3 separate regions of the Homo sapiens genome follow, and all the other regions are linked to region 2. A link is a loop called in an ENCODE intact Hi-C map of the cell type or tissue named here. Cell type or tissue: GM12878. All regions are shown on one strand. Each heading gives the region's core, and the rest is flanking DNA. Links, peaks and the distances in the headings are about the cores only.

The links. A loop is a pair of places that touch in the nucleus more often than their neighbours do. Peaks named below come from ENCODE experiments on the same cell type or tissue, not always from the same donor. Only the 100,000 strongest peaks of a DNase experiment are listed, where the experiment ranks them.
Region 1: a loop joins it to region 2, with 2.3 times the contacts of the local background. A loop is called at or near these places in 2 of 110 quality-filtered maps.
Region 3: it touches region 2 in a loop (5-fold over the local background); 2 of 110 quality-filtered maps call a loop at or near these places.

What each region holds. Positions count from the first base shown.
Region 1 is chr9:106,322,302-106,332,793 of GRCh38, forward strand. The region is part of intron 3 of LOC107987108 (a long non-coding RNA gene); the gene reads left to right. It overlaps LOC124902240 (a long non-coding RNA gene), which reads left to right. Exons shown (of 2, transcript XR_007061716.1): 2 at 1-10,492. Among named protein-coding and RNA genes, the nearest start is that of MIR8081, 270 kb to the right of the region's middle. In GM12878, for the core only: no CTCF peak of the experiment used is centred there; no DNase peak of the experiment used is centred there.
Region 2 is chr9:106,416,947-106,427,438 of GRCh38, forward strand. All of the region lies in intron 3 of LOC107987108 (a long non-coding RNA gene), which reads left to right. Among named protein-coding and RNA genes, the nearest start is that of MIR8081, 180 kb to the right of the region's middle. RefSeq lists an enhancer at 3,824-3,903. In GM12878, for the core only: no CTCF peak of the experiment used is centred there; DNase peaks (open chromatin) are centred at 3,885 and 5,025; H3K27ac peaks cover 387 bases.
Region 3 is chr9:106,304,355-106,314,846 of GRCh38, forward strand. All of the region lies in intron 3 of LOC107987108 (a long non-coding RNA gene), which reads left to right. It overlaps LOC124902240 (a long non-coding RNA gene), which reads left to right and starts at 5,253. Exons shown (of 2, transcript XR_007061716.1): 1 at 5,253-6,135; 2 at 8,812-10,492. In GM12878, for the core only: no CTCF peak of the experiment used is centred there; DNase peaks (open chromatin) are centred at 5,750 and 6,657.

The DNA.
Region 1 (10,492 bases), core at 1,470-9,469, 94 kb before region 2:
CAGAGCTGCTTTTGTTTGTTTCTTCATCTTTCTGTTTTGTTTGTAATAAGCAGGAGTGCTGTCTTGCATTGAAAATTAATTGTTTATGTTTTATCTGAGTTGCTTTTCTTGTTTACCACTTATAAGCTGTGTTATCTTATGCAATTTACTTAACCTCTCTGGGCCTCAGTTCCTTTTCTTTTTTAAAGAAGATAAAGATCTCACTCGGAGTTATTATGAATACATGAGATAATTTAAGATCAGGTGGAATTTCTCCAGCATTGTCAGCCTGTGGTGGCTAGAGACTAGCCCCTTAAGATCAAGGAGTATTGCTCATGAATAGCGCTCAGAATGTAACAGAAATATTTTGCACAGATGGGATACCGGAAATATAATTGTTGATTTACTGGGTAGAAATTGATGAGGTTACATCAGCAATAGCAATGGTGGTTCTATAGCTTTGGGCCTTTCGTGTACACATGACCTCATCTCCATGTAATGAATTTTCAAGGGTTTATGGCCATCTTCGGGTTGTCTCCTTCCTGGCACCATTATTACTATTCTGTCTCAGCAGGGTATTTGTTGAGTGCCACTAACAACAGGCAAACAATTCCTGAAAGCAAACAGGGCCTGGGGCTTCAGAGACATTCTGAGGAAAAGCAGAGAAGAAAGTCCCTCTCTCTGCTTAAGGGCACATTCCATCACAGGGGTCCTAATGCAGGGCTGACCTTTATGATGACAATTACTGGGTGTCTCCTTTCGCCTCCTCATTCCAGAGTACTCAGATATGATTAATCCCACGGGGCCTATGCTTAGAGAAAAATCCAACAGCCACCACACCTATCTTAGAATGATAGTGCTGTCTCCACTGGGCTGGCTTCCTCTTCCCTGAGTTTGCTCCCAGGAAACTCCCCATGGTTTTATGCAAAAAGGCATTTGGCAGACCTGTCCCATACTTGTCAGACATCTCCAGATATGTCTGAATCCGTGCTTAGGCTCATGCTGAGACCCCAGTTATAAACATAAAACTTCTATAGCATTTGATGCAGAGTAGAAATTTTTAAGTGTAGATCTCTTTCCTTGTTCTGGAAACCAGATTATACATTGAGATTGTGGGTTGTTTCTCAGATTTTCATTTTATTTTTTTCTTTAGATATAAGGGAATTTCCAAATTAAGGTGTTTTCAATCACAATGAAGGAGTCAGACTTCTCCTCTCAATGACTCTAAATACTGGTTCTACAGAGGAATGGAATAGGCTTCAACTTCAAGGTGTACTGTTTCAAAATGTGTCTTCTTTAAGACAAAATTGGCCCTTAAGAGTTCCCCTAATGTCATTTTATGTATCAAACAAGTTGACCTCCAAGAAACCTACTTTTTCAGTCAATTTAGGCTAAGTTTGGCTGAGGTAACAAATGATCCCCAGTCTTAGGGGTTTACAACAATAAAAGTTTGTTTATCACTGGCTTACATGTCCATCATGGGTTGGCTATGGCTCCATGTCCTTTTCACAGCAAGACTCAGGGTGGAACAGCCCTTCTCTGGAGCATACCAAAGAAGAATTGGATCCAACCTATAGTTGACCAGAAGCCACCTAGTGTTTTTAAGAGGAGAATAACATTACTAAGTTGAAATGATCACTCTGATGCTAGGGTGGAAGGAACATGAATTGCAAAGGAAGAAATTGGTAGCAGGGGAACCAATTACAAGGTATGTACCAAGTGTTATGAACAGGATATGTAATAATGGTATTATCGAATATTGTTTCCAGCATGATACATCCAGTAGGCCATGGAGAGGACATAGCTTGCACCCTTACTTCCAGACTGTCCATTAACGAGAAATAAAGGCAGGCCAGATTAGTGACCAGTTGCCGTAGAGACAGGCTAACTCCTGGAATGCACAGTGAATGCAGGGCACAACACAAAAAGCCCAATAAAGACTTCTGGCTTGTGTAAAATGACCTGCCACTCCAGAAATACCTTTGGGTTCTTGGAGAGAGGAACTGTTGCCAGCCTGGAGGCTGCAGCGGGAGTTCAGCATCTCAGCAAATGAATTTTTGTCTTCTTGCACCTGTCGGTGCCCCATAATGTCCTGCTAATCTCTCAGTCTCATTTGTCCCAGGGCCTGCTTTCCATCCGATGGAACAACTGGCAGCTCAGGCAATTACGATGGAGAGGCACCCTCTTCGAAATATACACAGGGCTTTATTTTCAGGAAGCTTGCCTGGGTTCGCTCTTGAAATTGTATTTTTGGCTTTGCTAGGCATCTCTCTGAGGTTACCATTCGTAGATACATCCGTTGAAATTTTAAGAGCAAGTCTATGACTTAGGAGGAGGGAGTGGAGGGGTCTTAGGTATTTAAATGGGCTCTTTGTAATCTCTCTCTCTCTGTGGTTCACTGAGCAAACTAGCCTTGTAGGAAGGCATTGATCATTCTCCCCACAGCCTCATGAAGGAGAATGAGCAAGCTGTGAGAGATTTATATCCAGGCTGGACTCTCCTCCAGCTGTGAGTGACACAGTCAAAGAAAGCCTGTCAGTGCCACCCCCATGGTGGGGCTGAGGCTGGAAAGATGTCACCTCCATCAGAATGGGCCGGAGGTGAGAGAACCCCCTTGATTGACAAGCCCTATCCCCAAAGTGATAAAAGAAGGGGCACTGGCACCGAAGGAAGCTCGAAGGAAGCTTTGGGGTGGGCAGAAAAGAGAGGGAGTATCATCTAAACAATTTACTGTTGTTCTGTTCTCCTCATTCAGTTCGGGGAACCAGGCTGCAGCCACATCTGTGAGCCTTCAGCTCGGCTCAGGCTCAACGTGTCTCTGGGTTGAAGAGACTTCTCAGATTTCAGGAGTCCTGCAAGCCTTTGGAATGCTTGCCACTGAGGAATTTGAACATTAAAGGGTTCAAAGGTGGTTAGAAAATCCAGTCCTCAAATTGTTCAAAGAAAAACATGTCTTCTTGGTCTTACTTTTATGACTTGAACATGAGGATCAGCGGTACTAAGGATTCAGGGGCATCTCAACCTTTACCTAGCAAGCTCTTTCTTCTAAGAAAGTCAGTATTCTGCTGTATTCTCTTAATTTTTACAAGCTGGGGAAGGAGGACGAGTAGTTATTTGGACACACAGAGCTGTTTTAGTGATATTCATAATGGAACATTGTAAATCTGAAGAGTCAAGGTTCAAATATGGGTCTCTTAGCATTTGACATATTTTTATTTTGGGTCCAGACGAAGTACATTTTTAATAGGCAGGACAACGCTTCCTGCCTTCAATCAGAGATAATACCAGACTGAGATGATATTCAGAGACAGCAAGTTGCATTTCAACTGAAGATAAATATGCCCCCATGAAATTTCACCCATTCTGGCTTTAAAACATGTTATGTCCAAGGTCAATTAATTGTACTTGCAACTTACAGCCAATCAGAAGGATGAGCTAGCATCAAGATTCTTTTGCAAAATGAAAATTTATCTTTAATCAGTGTTTTCTTTTGCTTTTCTGGGCTGTTTCTCACTTGCAAAAAAAGTATATGCATTATTCAAAAATTAGAAAAAAACGAAGAATGGATTAGCAGTGGGACATGACAATGTACCAAGACATTTAAAATAAGTTATTCCTAAATGGATTCATGCCAAATGAAGAAGCTTTCCACAGCATCTGCGACCTTGAAATTTAGCCTGAGATTCTGCTTCAGAAAACAATGGCTGAGCTTCCTGATTGAGCAAGCCTTAGACTAGTGCCTTCTACTGAGTTATTTTTTTTATTTTTGAGGACCTTTCTGGAAGGTATGTAAGAAGAATAAGGTATAGATCCTGTCCTCAAAGAAATGACAGCCCAGGGGGAATATAAGCCCCAAGCGCATGAGTGTGCTGCATAATTTTCTCAGCTTTCTCAGATTGATCATTTATAAAATTGGAATGAAAGTATTTCTCATATCTTCCTCCCTGGCTACTTTGAGAATCAAGAGAGGGAGGGAGGGAAGGAGGGAAGGGGAGAGAGAGAAAGAGAATATGAGAATGAGAATGGTTGGGAGGAATTTTGAAGACTTGTAAATTATTAAAAGGCTCTCTAGATCCATTGATGGTTGTATCCTACTTTTAAAACCTGACAGGGCATCTTTGTGTGAAGTAGCCAATGTAGCACCCTTAAGAGAAATGCCCCTTATATTATTCCCTTTCCATGGTTGCCTAGAAACCATAATCTTATTTCCCTGGCCCGCCCTCTTTTCTTTTCTCTTGTGCATGTTGAGGGTCTGATTCGAAAGTGCTGCAGCTGCAGATGTGTCCATGGTCTGCCCATGTGGCACTGTGGGGGTGAGCACTTTCTATCTGTAGACTTTGAGCTAGACATTTTCATATTCATTATCTCATTTAATTCTCTCACAGAAACCTTATGAGGTTTACTGCTCTCATTTCATGTTCAAGGAAACTGAGTTTCAGAGAAGTGAAAACATTATCCCAAGATCACAAAACTAATAAATAGCAGAGTCAAGTTTCAAATGGTGTGCTTTGACTTTGGTTTTCTTGAGATGAAGTAGTCATGAAGGCGGGTTCCGGTTCTAGTTTCTTCCTTTGAGTCTCCAAGCTTTTCACCTGTTTCTTGGCCTATTTAGCAACGCACATCAGGTTCCCAGACTCTGCCTAGGCTCTGCTCATGAATCTAAGATACTGGGGATGGGGATGAGAGGTGATAGAAAGAGTCAGGAAAGCTAAGTTCAGATCTCAACTTCATTGCTTACTAAACTGAGTTCTAATGCTCTCATTTGCAAAATAGTGATAGTAACATGGATCTCCTGTGAGAGTTCAGTAAGGAAAGATGTGTTAGAATGCAGTCAAGGCACCTGGCCCATAGTAGAAGGTGCTCAGAACACTGAATTTGAACCTGACTTCTGATTCTAACATCTTCTGGGATCAGCCCAGATCTGGCTATATCCTGGAAACATAAGTTATATTCAGGGCATTTTGTGTCATATTTGGCAGCAAAGAATCCCAGTTTTCCCAGGGCTTCTTATGTAGACAAATCCACTAAAAGATGACATAGCTTCAAATGCAACACTTCACTGAAAGACTTAGGGTCCGTTTAATTCAGTGGTTTTCCAAATTGTTTTTATTAGCAAATGCTTATTTTTAAAACAAGTCTGATAAAGAACTGCATTATACAAAACTAACCAATGAGATCTTCTCTACATGGAGAGATGCTGAGAGCCCTGGAATCTGCCAGCTCAGACTTTTAACACAACATTTCTCCTTCTAAACCCTGAGGTTTTGTAGAGCAGGATTTGAAAACCACTGGTAATACTAACAATCTCACTTTGTAGACAAGGAAACTAAGGCCCAGGAAGAGTTACTTACTAGAATGAATGCATCTACTCTAATGTATAAACAAATCATCTTCAACAACTTAGCTTGATCTTATATTTGCCTGTATAGCAATATGAGAGAAAAATGCATGTGTTTTATTTCTCTTTACAAAGGGATTTATTCTCCCTTCCTCTCTCTCTCAGAGATTATATAATAATGACTGTGTTCAGTAAGATGATTCTAACATTTAAATGGAAATGCAGAAAATAGAATAGCAAAAGCAGTTTGGAAAAAGACGTTGAAGGGCTTATACTACCTGATTTCAGGATGCATTATAAAGCTACAGTAATCAAAACAGTATAGTATTAACATAAGAGTATCCATAGAGCTCAGGGAAACAGCATAAATTGTCTAGAACAGACTCAAAAATATGCCAAGGTAATTCAATGGAAAAACAATAACTTTTTTAACAAGCTAGATAGGAACAATTGGATATGGATATGGGAAGAAATGAATTTTGACCTTTATGTTATCTCATATACAAATTAACTCAAAAAGGATCCAAAGCCTATATATATATGATATAATTTCAAGAAGAAAACCTAGGAGAAAAATCTTTACAATCTTGAAGGCAGGAATTTCTTAAGACACAAAATGCAATAACTATAAAAGAAAAAAACGTTTGAAATTATAAACAAAAATGTTTTTGCTCTTTTAAAGTCACTGTAAGCTGGACATGGTGGCTCACACCTGTAATCCCAGCACTTTGGAAGGCCGAGGCAGGTGGGACACTTGAGGCCAGGGGTTCAAGACCAGCCTGGCCAACATGGTGAAACCTCATCTCTACTAAAAATACAAAAATTAGCTAGGTGTTCTGGTGCATGCCTGTAGTCCACCTACTCGGGAGGGTGAGGCACAAGAATCACTTGAACCCGGGAGGTGGAGATCGCGGGGAGCCAAGATCATGCCACTGCACTCCAGCCTGGGTGACAGAGCGAGACTCTGTCCCCAAAAAAACCCAAACAAACCCCACAAAGTCACTGTAGGGACTATGAAAGGGCAAGCCAGGACTGGACGTGGTGGCTCACATCTGTATTCCCAGCACTTTGGGAGGCTGACACGGGTGGATCACTTGAGGTCAGGAGTTCGAGACCAGCCTGGCCAACATGGCAAAACACCGTCTCTACTAAAAATACAAAAATTAGCTGGGCTTGTTGGTGGGCACCTGTAATCCCAGCTACTTGGGAGGCTGAGGCAAGAGAATCTCTTGAACCTGGGAGGCAGAGGTTGAGGAGGTGGAGGTTGCAGTGAACCAAGATCACACCATTGCACTCCAGCCTAGGCAACAGAGTTAGACTCCTCCGTCTCAAAAAAAAAAAAAAAAAAAAAAAAGGAAAGCCATAATTCAGTGTAGTTCTATAAAGGTATAGTTCACAGTACCTACATGTGACTAAAAAACTTGTTTCCAGACTATGAAAAGAACTCATACAAAGCAATAATAGGAAGATAAATAAACCAATAAAAAAGGACAAAATATTTGAACAGACACAAAAAGAAGATACATAAATATCCACTAAAGCATGTGAAAATATGCTCGAGATTGCTAATCATCAGGAATGTAAGTAAAACCAAAACAACAGATTACTACACATCCCTAAATGACTAAAGTTAAGAGGACTGATAATACCAAATGTCGGCGGAATGTGGAAAAATTAAACTCTAATACATTGTTGGAGGGGGTATAAAATAGTATAGCCACTTTAGAAAACAATTTGGCAGTTTCTTGAAAAATTAAAATTCACTTTACCACCCAACAATTCCACTCCTAGGTATTTACCCAAGAAAAATGGAAACATATGTCTACAAAAAGACTTGTACAAAAATGTCCATAGCAGCTTTATTAATGATAACCACATACTGGAAACAACCCAACTGTTTATCAACAGGTGAATGAATAAACAAATAGATGTATAATTCTGATACAACAGTAAAGATATATCTTAAAACTAATATGCTGATGAAACAAGCCAGACACAAAAGCCAGACACATCCATATTGCATGGTTCCATTCACATAAAATTCTAGAAAAGGCAAAAACTAATGTATACTTACAGAAAGAATTAGCCCCAGTATTAATTAGGGTTGGGAAAAAGGATTTACTGTGAAGAGGCACAAGGTAATTTTTGAGGTTGATAGAAACATCCCATCTCTTTGATGGTATTGATATGAATGTATACATTTGTCAAAAAATCTTTAAACTGTACAGTTAAAATGGGTGAGTCTTATTGTGTCTAAATCACACCTTAATGAAGATTTAGAAAGTGAAATATTTTGCTATGATTGTAACGTAAAAAAATCTTTAATCACTTTGACGAAAGCAAGATACAAAAATTGTGGGCAGTCTGATTATAACTTACTAAAGTATGCATAAAATAATAATTGAAAACTCAACAAAAATCTGTTCAGGGTCATGATTAGCCATGACCTATTTCACACTCAAATATATTTTATTGAGCTTTCATTTGAAATTTTAACCATTTCACTGATGTCACACAAATAAAAAAGTATCTGCTGATACACATCAAAGATATATGAATCTGCAAATATTCAGAACCATTTTTGGCAAAAATGATACTACAATAGTAGCTGCAAAATTAAAGGAGAGAAGTAATAGATTTTTATTTAACAAAACTAGATTTTGAAAAGCAATGTTTTAAAATACAGTATTACCTAGAAAAATGTCTAAATCCTGTACATAAGCCAGAGCCCAGGGACTCATCATTACAAACTTGTACTCTAGACTAGTTTGAGATCGTCTAGATTCTAGTCTTGTCTTTGGAAACTCAATTAGTCTAGGGAAATCCGAAAGTTAAGAAACCCTATGTGTCGCAAAAATACGATCAAATGAGCAAGTTTGTTTCCCCCTGAACTTCACATTACATCTCATCTCAGGGTGATGTATTCAAATTCTCCCAATCCAAGCACTCCTGCATAGTCTTCTAGGAACAAGCACTTCAAAGTTTTACAGAAGAGCATACAGAAACTTTATTATTAAGGGGGATATATGCAGTAGAGAAAGTAATTTTAAGTAGTCCATTTAAAGTTTTAAAGTTTTTGGTATGTAAAATCTCAGCAGCATAGCAAGGTGTAATCTTTGGGCTATGTAACTTCATTCAATTCCCTCTATTTATATAACTACCTAGGGTTGACATCAAGCATATTTTTTCAAAACGTCTTCTAATTCCAGGTTTGCAATTCAACTGAAAAAAAATCAAAGACACCTGAGAACATTTTATGACTTAAAAAGTTTTCTTTTCTTGAAATAAAAACTACTGCTGGAGATCTCTCCTCCCATATCTTATCAGCTCAACTACCTAGTGTGATTTGAATCACCCGAACCTCAGCTTAAGGAAGAGAGAGAGAGAGAAAAGAAAAACCTTTGGTAAAGTAAGTTCCTTTGATCCTTTTCTGCTACTTATGAAAACTCACACTGTATGTTTAACACATTCCCAACAAGCCAGGATAATGAAGCACATGGGACACGGAGACTTAATTCCATGTCTGTTTCTTTATTTAAAAAACACACATACTCTACGGGCTGGGCGAAGAATAGACCAGTCTAGCTAGGAGTGAACAGTAAGAAGCAGTTGTGATTGCCGAGTTGGGAGATATCATTAAAAAGCAAACTGGGGAGCTCCCGTTTAGGATCTGAGGAGATTATTGATTCAAATCCTTTAAGGCATTCTTCAAAGGACTTCTTAAAAAGTTGTATTGTCTGAGGAGTTTGGGGAGAGTATTTGAGTCAGTGTGTGTGTGTGTCTGTGTGTATGTGTGTTACACAAGGGTGGAGATTAGTGGTTGGGAGGGCTGTATCTATGTGAGGTATGGGGGTGGTGGGGTGAGTTATGTGCATGGATTGTGAATAACTTTAAAGCCAGTCTGAATAAATAAGGTAATTTCATAACAGGTTTTCTAATTACTGACTTAGGTTTTGACTCCTTGATAATTCTGCCTCCATAGCTATAATCCAAGGTCCTTCGTGAATTGGCCTTTCCTCTCATTCCATACGATCTTCTACACTCCCCAGATTGCTGGAACTAAGAGTATGTGCTGTCAGATCCGACTGTCTGGGTTCAAATACATGCTCATTTGCAAGCTATGTGGCACTGTGCAACCCAGTTAACTTCACCAACTCTCAGTTTCCTCATAAATAACATAGAAATAATATCTACATCATGGGACTGTGGATTCTATTAGATAATTGCGTATGATGTGTCTTAAGTGCTCAATATGGTCAGCTGTGCAACTCAAATTTATTTTAATTCAGTAAATATTTATTTGAAAGTTTTCTGTGCAATAGGTATAGACTGTTCTCCTTTCAATTTGCATATGAGACATTGTATTAGTTTTCTAAGGCAACCGTAACAAAATACCACAGACCAGGTGGCTTAAACAATAGAAATTTACTTTCTCACAGTTCTGGAGGCTGGAAGTCCAAGGTCAGGGTGTTGGCAGTGTGGGTTTCTGGTGAGGCCTCTGTCCTTGACTTACAGATAGCACCTTTTCTCTGTGTCCCTACATGGCTTTTTCCCTGTGCAAGGATATCCCTGGTTTCTTCCTCCTCTTATAAGGACACCAGTGAAATTGGAGTAAGGCTCACCCTAATGGCCTGATTTTAAGTTAATTACCTCTTTAAGGACCTTATCTCCAAATGTAGTTGCATTCTGTGGGACTGGGAGTTAGGGCTTCAACATATGAATTTTGGAAGAGACATAATTCAGCTTTTTGTGAGTAACAAGTCATAACTCTGCTGTTTGAAACAAAGAGTTGCAGAGCCTGGAATGTGTTCCTCTATCTTTCCACTTGGTGACCTCTCTCTTACGTTCATTTAGCCCAGCTCACGAAACTATTTCCTCTGCACAGTTTCTGTTGAACTCACATACATAGCTAGATGCAATTCCTTAGATATAATCTGTTATAGCAATTAGTATATTACATTTACTCCATCTAATATAGATACATATATAAATATACACAAATGTATGTATATATATGTACACATATAAACATATATGGATAGAGAAAGAGATGGGTTTTTTTTGTCCATTTCCCCAGCTAGAATGAAAGCTCCATGGAGAAAAGTACTACTTTGATCACCACTGCATTCCCAGAGCCTAGAACATAGCTTTGACAACAATAAGTGCTGATTTTCC
Region 2 (10,492 bases), core at 1,226-9,225:
TCTGGGCCCATGTGTCTCAAAGTATGTTCTAATTTGAGATCCATCTTTAGATTTATGTCAGATCACTGGCATGTTGAGGAAAGCAAGATGGTTTTATGAAATTTTTTTGTTTTTGACCATGAGCATACTAAACCAGTCCTTCTTATTTGAGGTTTTCTGCACTTCACTGCTAACTTTCAGGCTCAGATTGTAGGCCGTGTCCTCAGGCAATTTCCTTAACTTTGCCTTCAGCCTTCATTTCCTTGTTAGTAAAAGAGGGACCACAATTCTCTTTCCCATCCGTAAGTGTTACGGGATTTGAGAGAGCAAGCGTAAAATATCTAGCACAATGCCTGGCCTGCAGTCATGACTTGACAAATGCTATTTTTGTAGTAATATGGGTCAAGTCCAAATCCAACTAATGGAATGGAAGAATAAAGTGGAAAGTCAGTGGTTGTGAAAATAGAAGAGAGGGAGTTGCTCAGGGCTTTGGTTTGGCCAGATGTCCATGGTTTTACAGGTTTCCAGCAGGTGTATAGCTTGAGCACAGCTGTGTGCAGGAGCTCTGGCCTGCTGAACACCAGATACTGGGCCACGCCTTTGGAAACACAGAGACATGGGAAAGCTGGTTGGCTTCACGGACATTTAAGAGTGCAACAGGCCACTTGCTGCCCAAATAATGCAAGTGTTTTCAGTTATGCCTCCTCACTCAGTTGTTAAGCCCTTGAGGGCAGAGGCTTTGGTTCATGGTTCTTTGTCATCTAATTTCCTTGCTCAATTCTGGGCACAGTGTAAATGCACAATAGAATCTTGCTGTTTCATTAGCCCATAAGAGTCACATAAAAATGATTAAGAGAAATGTAACACATTCTATCTTCCTTTCCATTTCAATAAGTTGAAAGTAGCACAGTTCTTGAAACCAGGGGCGTAGGGTTGCAGTTCAGACCACAGAATTAGTACATGGGTGAGCCCTTTCTCTGTGTGATCTTGGCTAAGTCACTGGCCTTTCATCTGTCTAATGGTGTTGGAGTGATAGCAGCATTCTATCTTCAGTGCCTCTCTTACAGGGTTAGTACCTGAAACAAGTAATATGAGGGTGAAGGATTTCCATAAATTTGAAATAAAGTAATAGTTTTGGTTTCAAAAGAGGTAAAGCTCACATCTGATTGGGGAGATAACGGGTGAATTTTTGAAGAAGCCATTTAAGGGTAACACCTAAATAAATTTTCTTTTTTACGTTATTCAGGATTCAGAGTCTCCTGTTTTCCAAATGCAACTGGTAGAAACATGTTAATAGTGAAAACGGATTGGATAGGCCATGGGCTATAAACCACTCAGACCTAGGCTCAAATCCCAACATATGCACTTAACGTATGTGGAATCTCAGTCAAGATAAAACTTCTCTGACCCTTAGCATCGTTTTCTTCAAATGGAAGTGATGCTTTTGAAATGGTAGGGCTGGCCATTATGAACGTTCACTGCATGCCTCCGATTGTGCCTGTATCATGTTATGTGAAAAACTTCAGTTTCCCTTCATGGGGGTTTCTCAAGAAGCCCAGTTGTTTACAGGATAGATTATAGTTGTGTGGATAGATTATAGTTGGAGGTCTTCCCCTGCTAAAAGATAATAATCATTTATTTAGGTTATAATTTTTAAAGACATTTATTATTATTTGTATGTTTATATATTAAATACATAATTATGTTTATTTTAAAGTATATGTTAAATGTATCATATATACATAGATATACTATATATGTACATATATTACACACACACACACACACACATATATATATATACACATTCCTGTAGTAAAAAATTAATACTAATGAAACAAAAGTTATCTCAGTCCCCTTTTTAGAGGTAGATTTTCTTTCTTAAACATCAGTTTTTATCAGAAAAATATAAGGCGAAATTATTGTTTTATCTGATTTCAAGGATCAGACAGCTGGAATCTGTTCCCTTGAGAGTGTCAAATCTAACACTATCCTCAGGAGGCTCTAGAGAACAGTACTTAGCAAACCTAGTGATTTGTGGGTTGGTGATCTCTTCCAGGATGCTAATTGGGGCCAGATCAGCTGTTTCCAGGCACTCCTAAAATGCCCTCTCTATTTACTCTGCCCTTTACCCCTGCCAAGAACACACCACTGTGGCACAGTGTAGAGGAAAGAACATGGGAATCGGGAGACAGCAGTGCTGAAAGCCTGGTGGGGAACACAGGCAGGTTATGGAAACTCTGCTTCTCAGTGTCCTCATCTGTGAAATGGGAATTGTTTGTTACAACTGTGTCCCAGGATTGCTATGAACATTAAATAGCATCATGCTTTCAAATCTCGAAATATTTATAAAATATGAAACATTCTGGTGACACACACGATAAAGAATGGAAGAAAATTTGGAAGAGAAAAGAACAGAAAGCCATAATAAATTTGATTGCATATTACTCCTAATAGTACTCTTAATGTCATAAAACCCCATTGGTTTCATCTTCAGTATTGTACTGTATCTACTCACACTACAGTTTATAGCTCTGGAATGGTTTGTAACAAAGACCTTCATTCAACAAAATTTATCAAGCACCTACTAAGTGCCAGCCTTGACCATGCAAGTGAACAAAATGACTTGCCCTCGTGGTGCTTTTATGGCTTTAGGAAATCCCAGGATGTCAGCCCAAGAGAGTTCTCTGACATGCACCTACTACAGTGAGGTCCCGGGTCTTGCATTCTTCATCTTCCACCTAATATAATTCTGGGTCCCAGATCCCTCAAAAACCCACCACTTGGCTTTAGTCCAGGACAGGAATTTGGAGTTTTGAGCTAGGCTAATGTTTGATGCTCAGAAGTTGGACAGGAACATGTGCTCTGTGCCAGCCATGCTTTTTGAGAACTGGTGTCTGGGTTTAATTTCTACTGTCTGTCAGAGAGAAGCTTTGATCAGACTCTGCATTTTTTCACTTCAACTAAGTGACTAGAGGCTACTACTTGCCCATTTCTACCGCCTCTGTGTGAGCTCTGGTTTGGCAGGAATCTCAGAGATTTATTTCCATGAATTCCCTGGAATTGCCCTGCCCATCATTTCTCTCTCCTTTCCAGTCTCAGCACAGTTAGTGCTGGAGGTTGAGTGAGGGAGCCAGTGTGTGTCCAGGAAGGTATGGGATGAGAAATGGGGAGGGAGACCCACACATATTGCAGAAGGAAGTGCAGCAGGAATAAGTGACTGCAGCTGGGTCTTAATGGCTTTTCTTCTCTGCCGTCATTTTCCTTTAAGCCCAAAAGAAACTCTTTGTAATACGTGTTAAAATTATGGTTCAGATTTCTGATGATCAAGTTACATAGATTAAAGTAATGGATACCAGACTCTGCATCAATTCAGGTATAAATATGGATGAAATGAATGTACATTATCCACTGTTATAAATCTACATGTTCAAGGAAAGACATAAATCTCCTGAACCTTTCCTACCTCAGGCTATGAAGGTGTTGTTGTTTTTTTTCCCAGTGTTTTCGATGAAATTATAATTTGGAGTAATTTGCTGGTTTTGCAGAAACTTCCAGCTTTTTTTTTTTTTTACAAGAAAGGGTAGAGTATATTATTTACAATGGTGAGTCATTAAAATGCTCCAGGAAGTCATTGTTGCAGAGGGGGTTGGAGAGGGAAGGGGTTATGCGGCATTCCAGATGTGCATGTGTGGAGAGCGGTGGTGCATTTGGAGAAATTTATAGCACCTGGTTCCATTGTAAAGGGTCTTGGCCTGGGGGCATTTCTCTTCTCTTCCCCTCCCTTCAGCCCTATCACCACTGTACACACAGGGGCTCAAAGGTGGCAGTGCCTGATGGGCACAGGGCCACAGGACGTTGTGGTCTGGCAGGAAAGAGGGACTTTTCATTCCGTCTAAGCCACAAAGCTGATGAAAGTGTCTGCTCTCCTTGCAGCCTGGGGCCCCCTCACATGAGCAAGAGCAAGTCTCATAGTGAAAGAGAAAAAACAGAGCCAAGCACTCTGCAGAAAGAAGTGCATACTCCAGCTCTGCTGTGCAATAACTGCATGTTTGGGTACCTCTTATCTCTTTGGTTTTCAAAATCTGTAGAATGGAGATAATAGTATGCATTCCATAAGGTTGGTGTGAGGAATAAAGGAAATTATAGGTGTGAAGACACCTAGCACAACTCCTTTACCTTCCTGCTGAAACTCCCCACTTGTAGGGATGAAAGACTCTTGGCCGCCATTGTTCCAAATTGCATCATAAATTCTCAACCATTTTCTCATCTTTTATGGCTCTTAAATCCCCTTAGCTAAGTCTACTGCTCCATCTACATGGAGGTTCAGCTATTTCTAAAGTCCTGAGTTATAAATGAAGAACTCACCAAGGAGACCCAGGCTCTTTCCATAAGATTGCTCCACTCTCCCTCCTCTGTGGCATCCACATCATAAGCTCGCAGCCACCTTGCCCTCATTCCAGCCAGCAGAAGGGAAAAGGTGAAAAGCAGGGCATGCCCTTGCCCTTTAAGGACTAACCTGGAAATGACCTGCTTCACTTTCTGTTACTTTCCACTGGCCTGAATTTAGTCACAGGGCTATACCTAATCATGAAGGGGGTTAGGGAAAGTATTCTTTACTTGAGTTAGCTATGGACCTAGCTACATTCACTTACCATGGAAGAAAGGGAGATGGATACTGGGGGACAATTAGCGTTCTCTTCCAGAGGAGGTCACAGGATTTGTGCCAGAAACTCAAGTAGAGCCATATGCTGGAAGAGAGAGATTTTAGGCTCTGTAGGGGTTGAGAATGGATGACTGTAATCCCATGAATCATGAAATGTATCTGTTTAATAATCAGATTAATCAGGATGTAGCCGTGTGGCTTGCTTTGTTAATGTGCTAATTCCAGGGACTACAGTAACTGGGCCCGTCCTATTATGGGTCAAATAAAATTTACCTTCCTGTGTAGCCACAGACAGTCATCTCATGCCTACCCGATGTGCTTTTTACCTCTGTACCCCCAGTGCATTTCCCACAGCCTGCCACACAGATTTTCATTCAACAGTTGTTGAATGAATGGATGAGTTAATGTGAGAGTAAATAAAAGGACAAGCAATGACTGGGCAACAGGATGTGGGTATGTGGGGATGTCAGTGGGTACTTTCATAAATAGAACCAAACCATCTCTACTCTCCTGAGCCCATCACCTCCCTTACTCTTAAGAAATGTCCTTGCTTTGAATTTAGACAGAGAAAATAAAAAAACATTTTCAGTACCTACACTGGCCCAAACAAACTTATTGGCATCTACATTCATCCTTTCTCCCTTCCCTTCTGCTAAATCGGGTAAAGTATTTCCCTGGGAAATACTTCCCTCGGGCTCCTTCAGGCTTTAAATACCTTCAAATTTCTCCCACGTTAAAAAAAAACTAAATATTCACTGAATCCTTACCTGCGGTTGTATCTTATCCTCCACCTTCACAGCCAAACTTCTTAAAAGAATTGGCTGAACTCACTGTTTCCTCTTTTTACCTCCCATTCCCTCTCTATCTTATTGATGTTTGGTTTACATCCCTGCCTCTAATCTGACACTCCCCTGATAAAAGTTACTGATGATCTCCCTGTTGCAAATGCCAAGGGCATTTTCTTTCTTTCTTTCTATTATTATTATTATTTTTATGAGACAGTCTCCGTCTGTCGCCCAGGCTGGAGTGCAGTGGCACAATCTCGGCTCACTGATACCTCCACCTCCTGGGTTCAAGCGATTCTTGTGCCTCAGCCTCCCAAGTAGCTGAGATTACAGGTATGTGCCATCACGTCCAGCTAATTTTTTTGAATTTTTACTAGAGATGGGGTTTCTCCATGTTGCCTAGACTGGTCTCGAACTCCTGGCCTCAAGTGATCCACCAGCCTTGGCCTCCCAAAATGCTGGGATTACCTGTGTGAGCCACCCGCAGCTGGTCAGCCAAGAGAATTTTCTAGTTCTTATCTCATTTGGCCTCTTGAAAGCATTTGATTCTGTTGATTACTCTTTTTGAGAAGTTCTCTTCCCCCGGGTCATGCAAAACACCACCCATCCTGGTTTTCTTCTGCTGCTTCTTGGGATGCTTTCTCTATGTCTCCTTATGGGCTCCCTTCTTCTGCTAATCAGTAAATGTTAGTGTTTCTCAGGCATCTGTTCTGGGCTAGCTTTTATTCTACTTTACACACAGATCCCTGGATATATCATTCACTGCCATTGTATTTATGCAGATGTAATGCATACTCACATGATACCCAAATATATATTTCTAGGCTACTCTTCTCTCTAGAGTACAGATTTAACTAGCTCCTCGACATCTTCTCTTAGATATTCTAGAGGCACCTAGAACACTGTGTAAAATTAGATGCGAGTCCTGTCACTTATTATCCTTGTGCCTTGCTTTTGCTTCACTGGTAAAGTGAAGGTCATAATGATTCAGGATTTTAATGAGGTCAAATGGGTCAATATATGGGAATGTGCCGTGTGTACTGTAAAGTGCTATATGCATGTGAAGGATGACAATTACCTTATAACAACCAACAAGGCTTCACTGAATACTTACAGTGTGTCCATCGTGGTTCTGAATGTCGGACTCATTCAGAATAGACTAGAACGAGCCATGCCTCCTGTCCTGAGGACCTTACAGATTAATTGGGAAGGGGCAAATGAAATAATGAAGCACTAAACTGTGATGTAAGCAACACAGCTTGCAAGAATAGAAAGGCCAATGGTGTTTCCAGTGGAAATCAAGGGCAGTTTCCTATTTTCTTCCAGCCCCTCTCACCCTCTTTTGAAAGTCATTACCCGGCCCATAGCCTGGAAGATGCAGCTCAAGTTACACATGACACCTGCAGCTACAGCCATTTGGACTGGTATCTGTGTGACCTACACTAAGCCAACTAGGATGTCTCTCACAGGGATATGTTATTCAGGCAGTGTTGAAAAATGGTAATGTAGAGATGACACCAGATTTAATGCCATGGGGACAAATAAGTAAAGATTCTGAGAACCAGAATCGAAAATCTGGCAGTGCAAGCCTATCCATTGAATTGAGAATGGAGCAGATAAGTGGGGAAAAGTGGAGCTAAGAGACCCTGTGGTCCCAGGAAGAGCAATGCAGAATAGAAGCTGTAAGGTAGTTGCCCAGTTCACTTGAAACCTGTCTGGGTTTCTCACAATCATGTTAACTTTACCTCAAAGTCCTACGTTAATTCTAGTGTCACATGGCACCATAGCACATTTATGCTTAGTTTTCAAATAATAGATATTTTAAAGTAATAAAGATATTTAATAATAATATTATACTCTTTAGTCATGTACCTGTATAGATTTAAATTGCAATTTGATTCAAGCTTACAAGATTATATGGGGATTTGATTTTTTTAACCTCTGGTTTGTAATAGAAATTACTTTCCTTCATGCATCCGTTGCAAATTAATTGCGTTAATAATAATAACCACACTATTGTCTTATTGTATAGTGATTTACAATTAATAAAGGGATTTAACATACATTATCTCATTTGAGCCTCACAGTGACTCTGTGTGACTCAGAGAGGGTAAGTAAATTATTTAGTTACACAGCAGGATTGGGACATAAATTGAGTCCTCCTCACTCTTAATCCAGTCCCAAGGCAGATTAAAACTACAAAAGTTCAATCAGTGCATTCTCCAACCCACGCCTGAGTTAGGTATGTGTGAAGCTATCTTTTGGAATATGACAAAGATGCTGAAGTCATTGCTGATCTTTTGAATTCACATCCCCAAAGTCCCAACAGAGGAGAAAGCTCAAATTCAGCTAAGTTCACCAACATTCTCTGATTTCTTATTATATTCTAGCTCTGAGCTAGACTCAGGGTTTTTGTGAATGAACTTGCTGAGTCTGAAACATCTGTATTAGAACAGGTAGACACTCAAGTCTGACCTTTTAAAACATCAAGTTTAACCTTCAAGAGGTCTTCTTTACAGCAATAGAGACTGTGTTACCCAGGAACAGTGGTTGGCTGTTTTGTGGGAAACTTCCCCATCTGTTCAGCTCTGACATCTGGCTCCCAGGACACCTGATAGAGAGGATGTCAAAAGCAAAGAGCATGGTAGCTCAAGGCTTCTGATACTGAGATTAGAAACTTTCACATAATCTCATAAAACTTGAAAAATCTGCTAGATCATTCCCGGGACAATCATGCTCTCTCCCATATATTTTGAGAGGAGGGAAAAGTCCAGTTTGGTCACCATTTCCAAAGAGTGGGTGGAGAGAATGCTTCCAAATATTCCCACTCTCAAGAGAGCAGAACATTTCCTGGGAAGAAATAATAGGTGATCTGATCTCTTTGCAGTATACTCTGAGAATGGGCTGGGGCTAATGGAATGCCTGCCAGTCTGTCCCCACCCTCCAATTGCTCTGCCTCTCACGGCAGGTCCCTCTGGTCCTCCTCCCTCACAAATGCAGAGAATGATGGCAGGTTCCACAAACACAAAAGGATGCAGTGTGGTGGTTAAAATGGACAAGAAGACGCTAAACCACTAATCATACTCCACTAGCATTCCCACCCCTCCCCAAGTGCCCCAAGATACAAAGGGAAACATTTAGACATTAAGTACAGATTAAAGAAACCCAAAAAAGGCCACCAATGCTTAGACCCAAAGACATGACAGATCATTTGCTTCCCGTTTAAGTTGGTCTTAGGTACAATAGCTGAGATTCCTTGATTTCTGTGAAATGGAAAGAGGAACTGTCAGGTTTGGGAATTGCCCTTCAAGGCTTCTTTGTGTGTGAAAATCACAGAGCCGACCCCTAGAATGTAGAGAGGCCCACCATGTGGGACTGTTTCCTCTGGAGAAATTCCAAGCTTCCTCTTCCTGGGGCCTCCAGCCAAGGATGAGCTTCTTACCAATATCTGCTCTTGCAGAGTCCCAGGGCTCAAGAGAGCAGCATTTTGGTAGAGCTGGGGGAGGATGGAGTGCCTGCTACTGTGCTATATTCTTTCTTAAAGCAGATATCAGTCAGCTTCGCTTAAAGAGAATGTCAAATCCTATCCCTTTCTGAGTTAAGCTTCCTGGGAAGCGCCTTCAGGACTACACAGGGTATGTAATTCCAAGTGATCTTTAATCTAATTTAATTGACTCTGAGAGAACCCCTCATTTCTCCTTGGAGGGCCAAAATATTGATGGGACATTTTCAGCCCCAAAGAATTGGAAGCCAGTGACCCCTCCATCAATAGGGGTCATTAGACCACAAGAACCTGTTGCTGCCCTGAGAAGGACAAGGTGAAGGGGGGTGGGCCAGCCCAAACCCAGAAAGAGGAACCAAGATCACAGAAAGAGACAAGTATGAGCCATCCTTTAAGAGACACTGGGCATATAGGAGGGGCATTCAGTGTGGTGGTCAAGGCTGCAGGTGCAGAAGGAAAGAATAAATCTTCCAAAGGACCTACCAGTTTGCACCATTTTATACCAAAAAAAAAAAAAGTAACCTGGAAAATTCATCTTGCATCCAGTGTTATCCAAAGTGAATCCCATTTTTCTCTGTGGCTTCTCTTGCTCTTTCTAAAATGCATTAATTCAACTATGTTTTAATGAAAGAGTGGAACATGCACATCTTGAGTAAACTGACAGTTACAACTCAAAATGATGAGTAAACACTGGGGACATCTATTCCATCTGGCCTGGGAGTTTGGGGGATGAGAAGGCTTTCTCTGGGGGCCAGTGCAGCACAGGAGTCCCAGAAGAGACCACAGCCAAGGACCATAGTGTGCATGAGAGATTTCATTTAGATCATTAGGGGAATTAGAAACTAACCCTTATATAGTCTTCAAGTGTCAGGCACTGTTCTAAGCTCCTAATATGTACTAAGTCATTTAATCCTCACAGTAACCCAATGAGGTATAGAATTATTTTCCTCCCTTTATAGCTAAAGAAACCAAGGCTCAGAGATGTTGCATAGTTTGTCCGAAACCATGAGAACAGATGCCTCCGACTCTCACCCAGGCTGCCTACTCTGCTGATCAGGTTCTTAGATCCTCCTCTCCATGACCTGTACTATAATAAGGAAAAACTCAGACAGTTGGAGCCAGAAAGCAAGGTGGGAAGCAGAGAATGAGCAATGAAGAGTAAAAGAGGAGCAGGGACTTTGAATATCATGCTAAGTTCTCATTTCTTTTACTGGGGTGCAGAGATTGCTAAGGTTCTATGATGAAAGGTCAGGGGACATGTTAAGCCAAAATACATCATTTTAAAATTTAAAAACTTACATAAAAAATGTCTTAAGTGTGTATTCAAATTATTGTGATATACCCCCCAAAAGTAACAACAACCAACTACTTGATCTTACAAAAGCACAGGGTTTAAAAAACAAAGTCATCTTAATTTTATTTCCTATCGGTAAATTTCCTGATAATGCAAAAGTATAAACAATTCTTCTGTGTGAATATGTGTATGTTATTTGGGGACTTGTTTTTTAAATTTTTATGGGTACAGAGTAGTTGTATATATTTATGGGGTACATGAGATGT
Region 3 (10,492 bases), core at 1,761-9,760, 110 kb before region 2:
GAAGGAGGTTCTGAGAGCTGGAACAAGGCCGAGGTGAACGTTGTGATGGGTTTTGAGATTTTTTAGAAATTTTAAATTGAGGGGATTTGACCATATTATACATAATCTGATGTCTCCATGTATACATTTCATCTTCACTCGCCATTCTTTTGTGGCTTCTCATTTGCTGCAGTCAGAACAGGGTTCCCTATTATGTAAATAAGGGAATGAGACAGATGGTGCCACAAAGCAATGAATTCATTTGGGGGGAGGGCTTTAATTATGGATGGGTGGGCCCGGCTGTGTTTTGGGTTCAGCAAACGTCCCAAACGTTATGGGATTGGCAAAACCCCAGATGCAGTTTTCCAGGCACATTTTAAAATCCTGTCATATTTTCAGGGGAATTGAAGTTGGGAATTGAACTTGTTCTTTATTAAATTCCTCAAGTTGCTGGCCCTGATTTTTAGCCTTTGAAACTGTGGAGGAATTTGAGCAGTGCTTTAAGGGGTTGGTCTACAATGTTTTAAGACTAAAATACCTCATAGGTACTATTGATGTTTTGAATAATCTTGTTTATTGAGTCTTTAAAAATTGGTGATCCAGATTAATATGAAGAAATTAAAATTATTTACAATCCTAGAAGATGATTGCTATTAATTTGTTGTATATTAAATTTTAGTATTTTTAGTACATGTTTTATACAATTGAAATCACACTATACTTGCAATTTTATATTGTGTTTGGTCACTTAATATTATATCACAATCATTTCCTATATCACTGTTTATAATATTTGTGAACATACAGTACTTTATTGAATTTATGACTTTGTCACTTGAAACAATTAAAAAAATATATTTTAGTCGGCATTTCTTTCACTCAGAGTAGTATAAACTAGAGCTTTAGACAGTCTGAGTTGGTTTATATCCTTGGTTGATGAACTTTCATAGAAACAGATTAACAGAATAATCAGAACTGGCTATGGGGATTTGGGGAGGTGCTATTCAAGGTCAGTGTCAATGATAAATTGATTAAAGTCATGTGGCAAGTTCACAGTCAAAGGTAGAAGGTCAAAGAGAGACCCAAGACAGGCTGAGGACATAGTATACACAAAGGACTTAGAGCTGTGGATATTAACACATAAAAAGCAAAATGCAAGTTAGGTGAAAACTTAAGAAAACAGAGTAGACCATTAGCTGTTGTGAATTTAGCATCCAGGGATTCAGCTATTCACAAGGGACCTTGCAAGACCAGAATATGGGTGTTTTATCATTTTGCTGCAGTAGCACTTTGAGTCTCATGGGTTTGTAAGGCTTGCATTTTGACTAAGCCACTGAATCTGTGAATGTAGCCAGCCACCACCCAGATTTTGGGTTTAGTTTTGTGGTTCCACACTTTTTGAGGAGAACTTAGTAATTCTCAATTCTCATAATGTGATAAATTGTTTCTTTGTAAAAACAAAACAAAAATAACAACTAGCTAAGGGAAGAACATCAACTGCCAGAGCTGGTGCTGAAAGGGAATAGAAAATAAGAAGCCTAAGTGATGGTCCCTTGCCAGGAAGCTGAACCCTTGGATTCATTAAGGAGTGGAATGTCACACTTGGCAGTACTCTGGTTCTATGACACAAACGAGTCCACCAGATGCTCTCTACAGCATTAAGAAAAAGATATTTGTGATTCCACTTCAGGCAGCACTCTACTCAGTGCAAATACTGCTCATTAAGTAAATTATTAAAGCACAACTTAAATGTTTCAGTCTTTCATGATCTCTTTTTCTGGGAGAAATTATATTAAAGTGATATTTGTAAATGTGCTGATTCACTAAGACCTTGGATGTGCCAAGGATTCATCTTAACTAAATCTCTTTTAGTGAGAATTTTGCACTAGTCAATTTCAACTCTGACAAATTCTGAATTCCCTATAAATTCCAGACAAGTGAGGTAGAATGAGAATGACCTGTTGAGGATAGAGCAATGAATTTATTGTGCAGCATGTGATTGGCATTGACCAGTGATTCACATCTCAGATGGGCAAAAAGAAAGCTGTCTGCATCTGAGTGTCGAATACACCTGTGACTGATAGGGTGACAAAAAGAGGATCATTTAAAGCCAACTATGCAAATTTGTTTTGGTGTTGGTTTGGAGCTCCACAAAATGGCCTGGCCTAAAAGAAATCATACTGAAGACAATTTTAAAAGCAATAAAAATGGAACCTATTACCCAAAGAATATACCTAGGCCTGACTTGTCACAAGCAAAATTTTGGAGGAAACAAAGTTAGCTTCAAAATCTCCCTACTGAGATGAGTCCAGTAGGTCAAAGTTGAACCCCAACTCAGTTCATTACAGTTTATTCTACCTTGGTCACTTCACCTCTCTGAGCCTCAGTTTTCTCACCTGCAAATTAGGGGTAGAGTGATGGTTAGGAGCAGTACAATTGACCTTTCAAGATATATGATAAACTCATGCTTCCTATATTCCATATATTCCATCCACATACCCTCAATAACAGAGAAGAAGGTGCCTATTTCCTCTGGAAGGATCAGACAGTTACCTGCAAAGTGCCCTCAAGCCAGAACTTAGTTTCATTTTTTTCTGCAATTCTAACATGCTCACAAGTCCTTGCACTGTCTGGCCCCAGCAACATCTCCAGCCTGATCCACTACTTTCTCCCTTACCCTGTGAGCTTTGGTGTCACTGGCCTTCTTCCTAATCCCTGCCCACATCAAGGCTTTGGACTCATACTGCCCCATCTGCATCTCCCACCAGCACCACCTCTCCAGCCTTTTACCTACTCAACTCCTTCTCATCCTTCAGATCTCAGCTCATGCTTCCCTTGCCTTTGTGCGAGGCTCTTTAAGAACTGTGGTATTTTCTTCAGAGCACTCATCCCAGCTTTTGCAACGAATTCCTCTGCCTCCCTTATCAGGTTCTAAATTTCCTGAGATCAGGGTCCATTTGATTCTGTCCATGATAGGAACACCAAGGCTTTGTACAAATGCTCAGTAAATATTTGTTGAATAAATAAATGAAATTTTAAAAATCATGCTAATTTTAAAATTCTCTTTTGTAATATACCTCTTTTAATACCTCTTTGAAATAAAACATACTGTTCAAAATAATCTTTGAGTCAAATGGTCCCTCCAGGAAGTTGCATCATGCTTTGTCTTCATTGTTAGTGATTCAATGCTGCCAGCACCAAAGTGTATGTCTTTCCCCCAGTTTGAGAACAGGGAAAAGACACTGAAACAATGGTAGCCAAAGTTATCTTTATTATTCTTCTGCTGTCTTCTGCAGGATTAGTTAGTTGCTAGCATCTATATACAAGAGTTAGATAAGAGTTATCACCTTGTCAAAGCCATGATCATCTTTAAATAACAGTCCTTCCTGAATCTGTTTCAGAAAGAGGCCATGTCCTTAGAGTAGATTCACTTCAATAATAAGCACATAAGGATGGTTCCTGCTGAAAAGAAGTTCTTCTTCAGGTACAGCTGACAAATTGGCCACTTCCTCTTAGATTTCAACTTCATAACTTATGGTTTGGATGGCATATGAGTCATTGCTGTAAAGGAATGACCTCTTTTGAGGTCAGTTATGACTTTTTCTCTCTGTGAATAAAAATAAGAAAACTTAAATCCCTGGAAAATTATACAGGTAAGTATTTCAGAGTGAATCTTCTTGTTCCATTTTGTGCCCTCCATCTTTCCCAGAAAAAATGCAAAATATTTTCACTACAGTGGAAGGCAATCTTTGCCTCCCACCTAATTTCTTAAGATAAATAATAAAAAAAGATGAGAGCTCAGATGGAAAGTGAACAAAATAATAAACATATATCCACTGATGCTCTTCTACCTTCCAAATTATTTTTCAAACCAGTTTTATGAGAGCCATTTTTCCAGGGATGAAGCTTTTCAAGCCATTCCAATACATATGTTTTGGTATAGAAGATATTGCAGTATAAGGACTATAAATGTGGTCTCTGAATCATACTGCCTGATCTGATGTACTAGCTGATTTTAGCCTGTTGATGCCTCCATTTTATCATCTATAAAATGGGATTATAGTAGGACGCATCTCACAGGATTGTGTAAAATTACAGATCTGCACTAAATTAATGGTTCTCTGCTGGGAGGCCCTTATTGCTGAAAGAGTCTCCAGAGGAAATGATGGAGGCAAACTTGGGATTTGAGTCCAGGTCTGACCATCCTAAGATAATTAATAACAAAAGTAGAATTTTGTTGTGAAAGAGTTGGAAACTACTCCTGGGAAAGAAAAAATATGAAAACCATTTTTTTGCCCATTTATTTAACCTTATTCAGTCATTCACACCTCCATTCAATCCCTTCCTAAGAGCTACATCTAATAAAGGAAGGCAACAATTTTGTTTTTCTATAGTGCTGTAGAAAAATAATCTATGTATTTGATATTTTTTCTTTATATGATTTTCTTTTCTAATTTATTAAAGTAAAATGGTATCTTAATTTTTTACAGTTGGATATTCCTTGACTAAATAATATAAAGTTATTAAAATGATCATTATGAAGACGTAGCAAAATAAAATTTATATTTTAATAATTGATTCAGAAAACATTTACTGAGATACCGTTCTATGTCAGGCCCTGTACTAGGCTGTATGGATGTTGACAGGAAATGTGGCCCCGTTAGAAGCAGTTTACATAAAACAGTCAGATACATAAACAGTCAAGTAATATATAAATATTATCACAGAAATGAATATAGGGGTGAGAAAACTCAGGGAAAGTATTCCTGACGAGAGTTATGGCTGGCACTTTTTAAGGCCAAAGTATGGTTTGCCAAGGCCAGAGGAAAGAGGAAGTCAGCTTGCAATAAGGCATGAAGCTTGAGAGATTAACGTTGTGTTCAGAAAAATGTCAGTGGTTGGGCCACAGAGAAAAACATGAGAAATGGAGAAGTAAGAAATGAAATCATAGGCCAGGCGCAGTGGCTCACGCCTGAAATCCCAGCACTTTGGGAGGCCGAGGCAGGTGGATCACCTGAGGTCGGGAGTTCGAGATCAGCCTGATTAACATGGAGAAACCCTGTCTCTACTAAAAATACAAAATTAGCCGGGCATGGTGGCACATGCCTGTAATCCCAGCTACTTGGAAGGCGGAGGCAGGAGAATCACTTGAACCCGGAAGGCAGAGGTTGCGGTGAGCAGAGATCGCACCATTGCACTCCAGCCTGGGCAACAAGAGTGAAACTCTGTCTCAAAAAAAAAAAAAAAAAAAAAAAAAAACAATCATAAAGGTGAGGAGTTAGGGTTTTAAATTGAGGGTCATGGGAAGTCATTAAAAGATTTAATTAAGGAAACCACATGAACTAATTTCCAATTTTTACAACTCCATGTAACAAAAGTTTGGAGAAAGAAGTGAGGAGAGATGGTTGAGTTTTTAAATCCATAAGGTAATTGATGCAATTCTTGCAAGAAAGGGGGAAGTTCTCCAGTATCATATGTTAAATATACACTTATATTTTTCTCTCTTACATAATGGAAAACAAATAGCCCATTTTTTATAAGTTCATTCTTTAGCTATGCTATTGCTGTTAATCTACTCTGTAAAGAAAGGAGGAGGGACAAGGGTTTAAAGAGTATTTCTTAGCAATTAAGCACCATGATGATTGCTTTTACATGTTAATAACATTGTGAAATGGGCATTGTTTCTAACCATTTTCAGCTGAAAAGTCCCTGAACCACACTGGTTGTGAATATTTGTCCTTTTGTTTGAAGATATTCTCAAAGTGAAACCATTGAGTTCAGAACTTCGGAATGTCATTAGAGCAGCAACAGTTCTGCTCATTATTTTTCTTATTCCCTGCCTCCATACCTCAAACCATTCATCTGTGCTATTCATCATACATATCAGCTCTCCCATTTGGGGGGCACATAGTAGAATTGTACTCTCTTGCTCCTTTTTGCTTGGGTGGGACCACAGGACTAGTTCTAGCCAATGAGTTTGAGTGGAAGTCATAATTCATGTTACTTCAGAACTGGATCATTTAGTTGCCACTGCGAGATACTCCACAGCTGTCTCTCTTCTCAGTCATGTTGCCCTGTTATCCTGAGTTGTGAGGATGATGATGACACTAGAGCAAAGCTCTAAGCTGAATGATCCACAGTGGACATGTTGTATGAGTGAGTATTAACCCTTGGTTATCTTAATTTAGAGTTTCTCAGTCTCAATCCAGCTAGTCATATTTAGGGCTGGATAATTTTTTCTTAGGGCGTTGCTGTGGTTTGACTCTGTGACCCTACCCAAATCTCATCTCGAATTGTAATCCTCACATGTTGCAGGAGGGACCCATAATCCCCATGTGAGGAGGGATGGAAGTAGTTGGATTATGTGGGCAGTTTCACCCATGCTGTTCTTGTGATAACGAGTAAATTCTCATGAGATCTGATGGTTTTATAACTGGCAGTTTTTCCTGCACTGTCGTTCTCTCTTGCCTGCTGCCATGTAAACATGCCTGCTTCCCCTTCCACCATGATTGTAAGTTTCCTGAGGCCTCTCCAGCCATGTGGAGCTGTGAGTCAATTCTTTTCTTTATAAATTACCCAGTCTCAGGGAAGTTCTTTATAGCAGTGTGAAAACAGACTAATACAGGGGTGGAGTGATGTGAAAGAGCTCTTTTGTGTATAGGATGTTGAGCAGTAACCTTGGCAGTTTCTCACTTGTTGTCAGTAGCACCCACTTCCCCAGTTGTGACAACCAAAACTGCCTTCAGACATTGCCAAATAGGGCTATGGGGAAGATTGCTCCTGATTGAAAAGCACTGTTTTGAGCCACTAAGATTTTTAATCATTGCAGTGGCATAACCTGGGTAGGACTGGCATATACTCCAATTCCTTGCTTTTATCTTTTGCTCCCTCTCTTGTAAGGTTAATTCTTCACATATACTTTTGATCTGTGAGACGTTATGTTTTATATCTTAACAATTTTTGACCTTTTTGTGCATTTAAAGCTATCATTCAGTTCAAATGCCATTAAAATTTGTCCTTTCATGATCTCTACTCAACCTAGACAAAACAGTTTCTCATAATAAAAGTGTCTCTTGGCAACAGTTGCCATTAAAACGAGTTAGGATTTTTTTTTTAATTGCATCCCAGTTTAGTTTATTAACAGTCTTCAGGCTGCTACCACAAACTGGTTCATTTTGGTTTACTTGAGGACACACACAAGGTAATCAGGAAAGTTCTTGTTTTTGACAAATTTGTAAACAAATTGGGCAGGGAATGAGTATTCTTAAGAAAATATAAATCATAATACAGTGTATGGTAAAAATTCTTTTACCATATACGTAGTGTTTAAGTGGTACCTGACGCATAGTAAGTACTCAATAGATCTTAGCCATTGTTATTATAAACACTATTATTTTTATACTATTTTAAAATCATGTTGAAATTCCTGATTTATTTCCCTGTTGCCTGTACTACACAGTAAAACTCTTCAAAAACAAGGACCATATCCTACTTGACCTTGAATTCCCAATGTCTGGCTCTCTGGTATAAGGAAAAAATATTGAATGAATTAATATAATTTAAAGTCAAAGTGGAAGTGATAACAGATTTAACTTGGATTTAGGAGAAGAGAGCAAGCTTTGGATTAAAGTATTCTAGGGATACTTCAGGAAGCTGCTTTTTTAAGGCAAGATTGAAGAATTTAGGTGAAAACTCTTTGTACTTAGAGATTCATAATTTCCATAGAGAGTCATAATTTCCATAGTAGGTTATTTTGTCTGTTTATTTTTAGGAATAAATAGTATCAGTAATACAGTGTGAGTTAAATTGAAACTTTGGGTCCAAGATCTGCATGGGAGTCTTAGCTCTAACACTCACAATCTGTGCAGGAAAACATATTGTTTCAGACCCTTGACTCCTCCATCTGCAAAATGATAATTATTAATAATATCTATTCTGTATACATCACAGAAGTGTTATAAGGATCTCCATAATGTATATAAAAATACTGATAAAATGCCGTTAACATGAAGTGTATGACTGAGAGTGGTTTACAGACACCATTGAAGAATATCCAGAGACTAAACAAATGTCTTGCTGAGCATCTGGAACTAGGTCTGCAGAGACCTATAGAAATGACTTATATTTCATACCTGGGCAACTAAGAGTGAGATGACAAAGTAATAGATGCATTGGCTTAGCAGTAACCGGAAACCTGGGTCCCCACCTTGGTAGCAGTTAGGAGTACTTGGGATTAGACAACAGGACTGTGTCCACTGCAAAATCCAACCCTGGCCTATCAGTCATCAGGAGGCATAGAGAAGGTGAGGTGTTTTACTGTCCTGTTGTGATCTTCTTCCTGTTGGAGGTCATCCTGACTACAGGTAGGTTCCATGCCAATTTCTTACCATATTTGAGGCAAAGATAAAATGATTTGAGGGAACCTCTCAAATGGCTTATTGAAACGGAAGAAAGAAATTATACAATGAGAAAATGAAGAATGAGAAGGGATTGGAGATGAATACCAAAAAGTTGACAAAAAGGCACTTGAACCTGAGGCAGAAAAAAAGTGAGATAGAATCATAATCCCTGTAGCTATTAAATATATAGGAGGATTTTTCCCACAAAAATCAAGTCTTTTACAAATGTGTTACTTCATACTCCCTAGAAAATGACAAAAGTTTACAAGTATGCAAGAGAATTTCTAGAGAAGGGGCAGATTTGGGTGGTTTGTAATATCCTGTGGCTTCCTTTCTACCTGATATGGCCAATCAACAGACAGGCTGTGGTTAGAGAGTCTGCAAAACCCTGCCTGAGATGCTCCTTAAACCCAGTGACCACTTTTCTCTCCAGCTGCCTCGCATGATGGCAAATGGCATATTTAAATGGTAAAAGGCTTGATCTCTATCTCAAAACATTTGACATACTCACACTGAAGATGGAAAAAACTGTTTTTGATGGCTTCAGAGGAAAGACTGTGTACTAAGAAGAGGTAGGTTTTAGCTCAATATAACAAATTTCTTTCCAAATATGAAGGTGCTCTAAAAGTTGAATGAGATGCCTGATGGGACGATGTTTGTCCTGTTACTGTAAGTGCTTATTAAGAAGGTAGATAAATACCCTCTTGGCTGGACTGCTGTGGGTAGGAGCTTTCCAATTCAACATTTGTATCACTTTAGTCCTGTCTTCCACCCAGCATAGGAATTTCCTCCATAGCGTCCTTGGAAAATGAGTATGTATTTGTTAAGTGTGCATATTACTAGCTGCTGCTTGATCTTATAGAGGCTACAAATTATAGATTTATAGAACAACTTTCTTGGAAAAGGTATGGGGAATGATTTCCAGAGTGCAGGTGGAAAAACCTCATTCAACCAGTAAACTAGCAGGAAGAATATCCCTCAGTTTGAGAACGTACTGAGAAAGATTCAAGTTCTAGTAGTTACTGTTTCTGTTTTATCTTCTATTAAAGATACATAAATTATTGTCTGCCGATTATGTTAATGTTTAGAACTTTATAATTTGAAAAGTATTTTCATATTTTAAACATTTTATTTAGACTTCAGAAAAACTTCACTATTATCCCATTTCATAGGGGAAGACAATCAGAAAACAATAGATACTAAAACTTGAATTTTCCTCTTTGTGCTGAGACTATGTTAAAGACTTCGCATGCTTTACTTCTAGATCCTATAATACCTATACAAAGTGGTCATCATTTTCATTTTATTCCAGGAAACTTAGAGTAGTAACATAGACCAAGGTGTGAAGCAGCAGGTCCCATAAATTGGGCCACCACTAGCAGGACAAAAGGTCAAATATTCAGATAAAAAAATATAAGAAACAAGAGTTTAGGGTTCATCAACACTCAATAACACATGAGGATGACATGGTGTCTGGCCTCAAAGAGCTCATGATCTAGAAGGACCTGGGTCACATGTCTGCGTTTTGGCCTAGGGACCTCAGCAACCAGCCCAGAACTTCATCTAATGTATTTAATGTAATCTTGACAGTAACCTTACAAGAAAGGTATGTAGAGATTGAAGACTTGCCAAAAGCCACACAGTTACTGGATAGCAAAGCCTGAACTTGTAGTAATTCTACTGAAATGTAAAGTTCCATATTTTTCCAAAGTCTCTAAACTTCGCTGAAAATTGAGCTCAGTAAATTTTATTATTCTCATACTTAATTGACTCTTTGCCTACAAAAGCTGCTTCCATCTTTTCCCATGTCACTCAAAAGCTCATATTTCAACAAATAAACTCCCACTTTAAAAAAAAGATTTCTAGCCATTGCCCACATTCCATCTCAGAATTTATCTTCCTTTACTCACCCTGGACTTCTGCCCTTTCTCCTTCTTTCAAAAGAAGCCATGTGTCTTCATCCTAAGGTGAACTTCTCTACTGGGTTTGACTCAGATGAGTATAATGGAGAGAACACTCATGGAATTATGACCACTGCCCGGGAGTCCAGGCTGTACTGCTGGTTTCTGGTAATACAGGGTCACTTTCCCATGCAGGGCAATTTTCACTGTGTT